Regions from separate parts of the Homo sapiens genome. Here region 1 is linked to region 2. Evidence: chromatin contacts called from ENCODE Hi-C or POLR2A ChIA-PET data. All regions are on one chromosome and are shown on one strand. Each heading gives the region's core, a stretch centred on a gene start or an enhancer-like site at or near the end of the contact. The rest is flanking DNA. Distances are from core to core; before and after follow the strand shown.

The links. Hi-C counts contacts between places; a loop is a spot of excess contacts on that map. ChIA-PET counts read pairs that join two places held with the same protein, here RNA polymerase II (POLR2A). Pooled maps may share reads with other maps.
Region 1: a pooled map shows a loop between it and region 2 (2.6-fold over the local background). The contact joins the promoter of RCHY1 here to the enhancer-like site in region 2. A Hi-C loop is called at or near these places in 1 of 168 maps with a recorded cell type or tissue (naive thymus-derived CD4-positive, alpha-beta T cell) and 4 of 50 pooled maps. POLR2A ChIA-PET finds 5 or more read pairs at or near these places in 1 of 52 experiments (GM12878).

What each region holds. Positions count from the first base shown.
Region 1 is chr4:75,512,712-75,515,989 of GRCh38, forward strand. RCHY1 (ring finger and CHY zinc finger domain containing 1) reads right to left here and starts at 1,692. Exons shown (of 9, transcript NM_015436.4): 1 at 1,486-1,692. The coding sequence starts at 1,575. It overlaps THAP6 (THAP domain containing 6), which reads left to right and starts at 1,762. Exons shown (of 5, transcript NM_144721.6): 1 at 1,762-1,809; 2 at 2,722-2,821. The coding sequence starts at 2,742. RefSeq lists enhancers at 801-1,731, 1,418-1,897, 1,732-2,662, 2,238-2,457.
Region 2 is chr4:70,708,199-70,711,445 of GRCh38, forward strand. It overlaps a transcript of RUFY3 not described here. Among named protein-coding and RNA genes, the nearest start is that of RUFY3, 12 kb to the right of the region's middle. Within about 2 kb of position 1,498, at least 2 of the 41 ENCODE cell types and tissues checked have a DNase peak (open chromatin) inside an H3K27ac peak, as active enhancers do.

The DNA.
Region 1 (3,278 bases), core at 442-2,941, 4.8 Mb after region 2:
ACTCCTCCCATTCTTTCCTAAATTCACTCTAATCCTGATCTCTCCACTAAAACTCCTCTTGTCAAGATCACCAGTGACCTCTTCCTTGCCAAATCCAAAGGGCAATTCTCAGTTATCTTACTCAAACAGCTGCATTTGACCCAGCTGACCACATCCTCCTTGAAATACTTCACTTGGCCTCTGGTATTTAAGGGGGGGGGGGGGGCGGGGGAAGGCAAAAACTGTTTGACACCTAGGGCGAAGTATCTTAGTGCTATGATACACAGATCTAATTGTGTGGTTTATGGGGGGCACCAAGATGTTAAATTCCGTTTTAGACCTCAAGTTTGAAAGAATAATAATACATCTCAGTAGAAATTGAATCATAAGGATAGCATTCAATTTCCTTACACAACACTTGGTGGATGACCAACATTTTTAAGGAGCTTCATCCAGTTCAGTGGAGCAATGTTCGTCAAGCCATGACCTATAGAAAAGAGTTTAGGATGCACGTACAGGCCTGAGACTTGAACTTGCTTCTAATAATGAGGCAGTGACCAGCAAGGCTGACTTGTGAAGTGAAAGAACAAAAAATAATAATACTCAGATTGACGATGATAGTAACAGTCATGGTGGTATATATTTACTACTCATTTACTTCAGGGAATGCGCCCTGTTAAACACTATACACGCCCTTTAGTATATAATCCTCATACACTTTTATGAAACAGGCGCGATCATCTCCATTTTACATACGGGGTAGAGAGGAGCTAGCTAAAATCAGTTATTAAAGAGGAGAGCTAAGATTTGGGGATAGGGCGGTTGAGGTTCCAAAGCTCAAGTTTTCTAAGCAAAATTTTTGTACTGTTTCTTGCAAGGAAAATCAGGAAACTTCAATTGAATACGTGCCAATTTAAAAAAAAATACAGATTAAGAAGTTTTCTCAGAGTAACAATACATGCTTATTAGGCACTTTCCTATGCATAATTTCCTATTTAATGGCAATTACATGATTGTCTTCTTTTTTGGGACACACGTTTTCTCCTACGTCTGAACATGTGCACTGCCTTTAACATGAAGCTGGCAGGCTATAAAACTTTACCACAGGAGCTGAAATCGTATTCGGGTTCTCCACTTGCTTATTTCCATTATCTCCACTTCCATTATTTCATCACACACCTGAACGGAAAACCCCAGTACAGGCCCGGGGCTGCCTCAGTCTACTTCGGCAGCAAAAGACGAATAAGCCCACTGGCAGAGACCACTGTGCAAGCCTAATCACTTCCCAAGAAGGGTTTTGCTTTAAAGGTACGAAGCAGGTAGGAAAGGTGGGGCTTATCGCCTTGCCAAAAACGTTCTCCTCAAGAAGAACCCAGTTCCAGGTGGAAAAGGTATCCTGAAAATCAGGTTAACCTCAAACTTAAATCCAAGCCTAACCACCTGCCCAGCCCGCCCCAGCCCAACCTGACGGAAGCTTGTCAGGGAAGAGTCCATAGAAGGCGTCACCTTTAGGAGACATCCTCTGTCATAGTGCTCGCAGCCCCGCTGACCTCGCTCTTGACCGCTGGCGCCATCTTCCCGGGCCGTCGCCGCCATCTCCTCCACCTCCCCTCACATTCCACCGATCCTTCCCCCAGGATAAAAACCACGCCCAGAGAAGCTGCGCCTCTCTAGCACACCCCTCCCAGCCCCAGCGGCCACTAGCGACAATATGGCTCCTAAGCACGTGACCCGGGGCAGACGGATTTCCGGTTCCCGGGGCTACGAGGCGGAAGCGAAGGCAGACGCAGTCTCCGTCGTTGACGTTAGTCGCAGTCTTCGCTGCTAACGGTAATAACTCTTAGGTTGCCTGTTTTCCCCCAATCGCTACCCGCCCAAATCTCAGGGCGTAGTTCGGCGCGAGGTTGGCGGCAGCGGCGCGGAGACGCTGGTTGGCCCCAGAGGAAAGGACGCTCACTGGGCGCATCGTTACCTGTGACGGGTCCTCCCTCTCTCCCTCCGGTGGCGGGGAGCCTGGAGAAAGGGGCGGAGCTCGGCCCGGGCCCTGGGCTCAGCGGGTCCCGCGCGCTGCTCTTGGACGCCAGGGTGCTCGCTGGCACCTCGAAGTGCTTCTTGCTTCCTCCCTTTCCCGTTTACTTGCTGTTCTTTCAAAATATGTACTGACATTCACTATTGCCAGTCACCAGCTAAACCGTGAGGACAAAAAGTAAGGAAAAATAGACACACTCCACCATGACCTCATGGAACTAACAAGACTGGTGGAGGAGGAAGACATTAATAAGAGCAATCACTGCAATAAATGTAAGATTACAACCTGGAGAAGTGCTAGGAAGAAGTGTGTGTCCTGTGAGAGCTAATATTAGAGCAGCTCTGACAATCTGAGTGTCAGTGAGGGAAGGCTTCCCTGGGGAAGCGATGCAAGCCGAGGGCTGAAAGATGGGTAGGAGTTAGTGTGCAAAAGGCTTTGTGGCACAAAGAACATGGTACCTGTTAGAAGGTGGAAGGAAAATGTACAAGCCAACAAAATTGAAATCATACTCGGGGTACACAGCTAAATATGTTTCTCCTTATTAAAGAGTCAAGGCCCTGGAAAATGATGTAAGCAAAGCTGCAGGTGTTAGAAGAAGATATTTGTCTTTAGCTTTCTATCCTGATTTTGTGTTTCCTAAAACACCGGGAAAGGGAAAATATTCCCCTTCAGCTTTCCGGTTACTAACTCTTAACATTCTAATTTTCTTTCAGTTTTGTTATGAGTTGCTAAAATGGTGAAATGCTGCTCCGCCATTGGATGTGCTTCTCGCTGCTTGCCAAATTCGAAGTTAAAAGGACTGACATTTCACGTGTAAGATTTTGCTGTAGTTAAGCCAAATACTTTGGCCATGTTATAAAAAGCAAAAGACAGTTCTACTTAAGTCTTCAATTTTGAACTTTAGTTCCCGAGTCCTTTTTAAATAACCTTTTTGTTAAATTTGAAGTGACAATGTGATACCTTTACATGTTTATAATTTAGTTTAAAAGTTTTAAGATATCAGAGACTTTAAGATATCAGAGACTGGTTTACAAAAAATACCATAAGGCTAACTTTTGCTAATATTATTACTTTGTATTTTATCACACCGCCAAAGAAATTCAATGTTGTTTACATGTAGTTTACAATCTGAATGAAGGAGCTTTGCTCGAATATATTGCCCTCTCTATTTAGAAGTAGATCAAGCATAGGTTATAGAGAAAAAATACAAATTACAAGTTAAGACCAAGGGATCTTTAGCTGTGTTGCAAATAAATCAAAATGATTTTAG
Region 2 (3,247 bases), core at 248-2,747:
GTCTCACTCTGTGCTCAGGCTAGAGTGCAGCAGTACAATCTGGGCTGACTGCAACCTCTTCCTTCCAGGTTCAAGAGATTCTCCTGCCTCAGCCTCCCAAGTAGTTGGGATTACAGGTGCGCACCACCACCCCAGCTATTTTTTTTTTTGTATTTTAGTAGAGACCATGTTGGCCAGGCTGCTCTCGAACTAGACTCAAGTGATCCACCCTCCTCGGCCTCACAAGTGATGGGATTACAGGTGTAAGCCACCACACCTGGCCCCAAACAGTTTTTAAAAGACTTCTTAATTACGAGAATGGTACATGGACTCAACCTCAATGCCTAGTGAATATTACGATGACTGGCATCTGCCTCTTTAGCAACCCAATTTTTAACTCTCAGTAATGTATTTGCTAAAAGTATATAAAATATTATAGCTTTGAAAGACTGTGTATTAAGGTGGTATTATCTTTTTATTTTAGAAATCTTGAGTGTACTTAGAGGTTTTAAAAATTAAATTTTACATTTGAGTTCAGAAGCTCTGTTTTTAAATAACAGTGCTGAAGAATAGCAAAAATGTGTGAGACTGGAACGGTGGCTCAAGCCTGCAATCCCAGCACTTTGGGAGGCCTAGGCAGGAGTATCACTTGAGCCCAGGAATTGGAGACCAGCCTGTACATAAGCAGACTCTGTCTCTACAAAAAAAAAATTTTTTAAATTAAAAATAAGTTAGCTGGGTATGGTGGCACATGCCTCTGGTGCCAACTACTCAGGAGTCTGAGGTGGGAGGATGGCATGAGTCTGGGAAGTTGAGGATGCAGTGAGTCGTGATCACACCACTGTATTCCAGTCATGGTAATAGAGCGAGATGCTGTTTCAAAAAAAAGTTTGTAAATAGAAGGTAGCCTAAACTTTTCAGGGTTTGTCACATGAATTGTTTTGTTCCAAAATCTTGCAGGATATAATATCCATGAAATCAATCTGCTTCAATGCAGTGTGAAAGGAGACTTCTGATGTGCCTTGTTGAGGATTATGTCTCTTTCTGAGTCTTTGAGTGCTGGTAATCTGCTAGGTTTTTATACTTCTAACTTTAAATCTCATAAAACTCTCTGCCATGCCTTTTAAAATTTGATTTTATAAATGTACAAGTAATACATGAATCTATGCTCATTGTTTAAATGTTTCATAATACATAAGTACAGTTACAAAGTGAACTTTCCTCTTTGTGGACCTCCAGCACCCTCTCCCCGGTTCCTTATTGGAGGATGCCCACTTTTGAGTTTGGGGAGTTTTCATCCTGAACTTTTTCATGCATTTACAGACATGTATGTTTTTATATTTCGTGGTGGCTTTATCCTCTTGGTGTATGTATGACCTTCCATGCCAGTTTCTCAGCAACTACAATTTGTAAGGAGGATCTGCTTGCAGGCCATGGTGTAATACTTTTAATGCTTTCCTTTTCCATCCTGCCGTTAGAGATCGTCTTGTGAATGGACAGGATAGACAAAAGATGGCTTCCCTTTAGTGTTGGTTGGAAGAGTCACCCTGCTGTTTGCACAGTTAACAGCTTCTATTTAGTTATTCTTTTCTCCTTCCAACTCCCACAACTACGGCAAACATTGTTCAAGGCAATGCTATGCAAATAGCCCACATCCTTGCCCTTGTCTTTTCTCTCCCAGTTAAGGCAGTGTCCAAAAAAGTGTCCCACTCACCAAGTAGCAGCTTTCTGTATTTTTAAGTGCTGTTTTGAGATAGGAGGAAGGCTAGAAGAGGAATAGAAGAAAAAGAATCTTGAAAAGGACTGGCAGCGTTACTATGACTACCCACTACAAAGTTGAGTATACTTAACAGCGAGTGCCATGATTAAGCCCCGGATAGTGCAGAGAATGAGGTACCTAGAAGCCTTTGTCTCTGACAGATGCACTTGAAAAATCCATTGTATGGGGAAGGAGGTTCGAAATATACATGTAAACCCAGGAATTAGTGTTTAAGGGGAGAAAATTTATGCTTGCAGTTTCATTAACATATATACACACACAAGTATACAGATATGTATATATCATATATATTGCATGCATGCATGTATGTATGTGTAGATTGTATATGTGTTTGTGTAAAATATATATATTTTAGTTTTTCCTCTGTGGACATTTCTGTTATTGTCTCTCTTCTTTTTTAATTGTTTAGTAGTACTCTAGAAAACAGTAAAGGTCGGGTGCGGTGGCTCACGCCTGTAATCCCATCACTTTGGGAGGCCAAGGCAGGCGGATCACCTGAGGTCGGGAGTTCGAGACCAACCTGACCAACATGGAGAAACCCTGTCTCTACTAAAAATACAAAATTAGCTGGGCATGGTGACGCACACCTGTGATCCCAGCTACTCAGGAGTTTGAGGCAGGAGAATCACTTGAACCCGGGAGGTAGAGGTTGTGGTGAGCCGAGATTGCGCCATTGTACTCCAGCCTGGGCAACAAGAGTGAAACTCCATCTCAAAAAACAAAAAAAAAGAAAAAGAAAACAGTATACCTGGTCAGGAATTGAACACATGTTTTTTGTTTTATTTATTAAAATTTTTAATTTATATAAAGAGATATGTCAATGGGCCAGGCATGGTGGCTCATGCCTGTAATCCCAGCACTTTGGGAGGCCAAGGCAGGCGGATCACTTGAGGTCAGGAGTTCAAGACCAGCCTGGCCAACATGGTGAAACCCCGTCTCTACTAAAAATACAAAAAAATTAGCCAGGTATGGTAGTGCACGCCTGTAATCCCAGCTACTGGGGAAGCTGAGGCAGGAGAACCGCTTGAACCCAGGAGGCAGAGGTTACAGTGAGCCAAGATCCGCCACTACACTCCAGCCTGGGCCACAGAGCAAGACTCCGTCTGGAAAAAAAAAAAAAAAAAAAAAAAAAAAGAAGTATGTCAAAGAAGAGCCAAAGTGAAAATAAACAATTTTTTTAAAAAAGAGATGAGGTCTCACTGTGTTGCCCAGGCTGGTCTTGGACTCCTGGGCTCAGGTGATCCTCCTGCCTCGGCCTTCCAAAGTGCTGGGATTACAGGCATGAACCACCATGTCCGGCCTCAAGCACGTGTTAATCAGTTCACCTGCTGTATGCTTCTTTAAACTTTGAAAAGGCAAAAGTACTTTATTGTGTTTTGTAAACATAGAGGCGTCTGCCCAGGCTGGAACATATGAGGGAAATGGTCAAACTTTCAGAACCCCAAAAGATTGGGCATGGTTACCTTCATACTAGTAGTTTTGGAAACA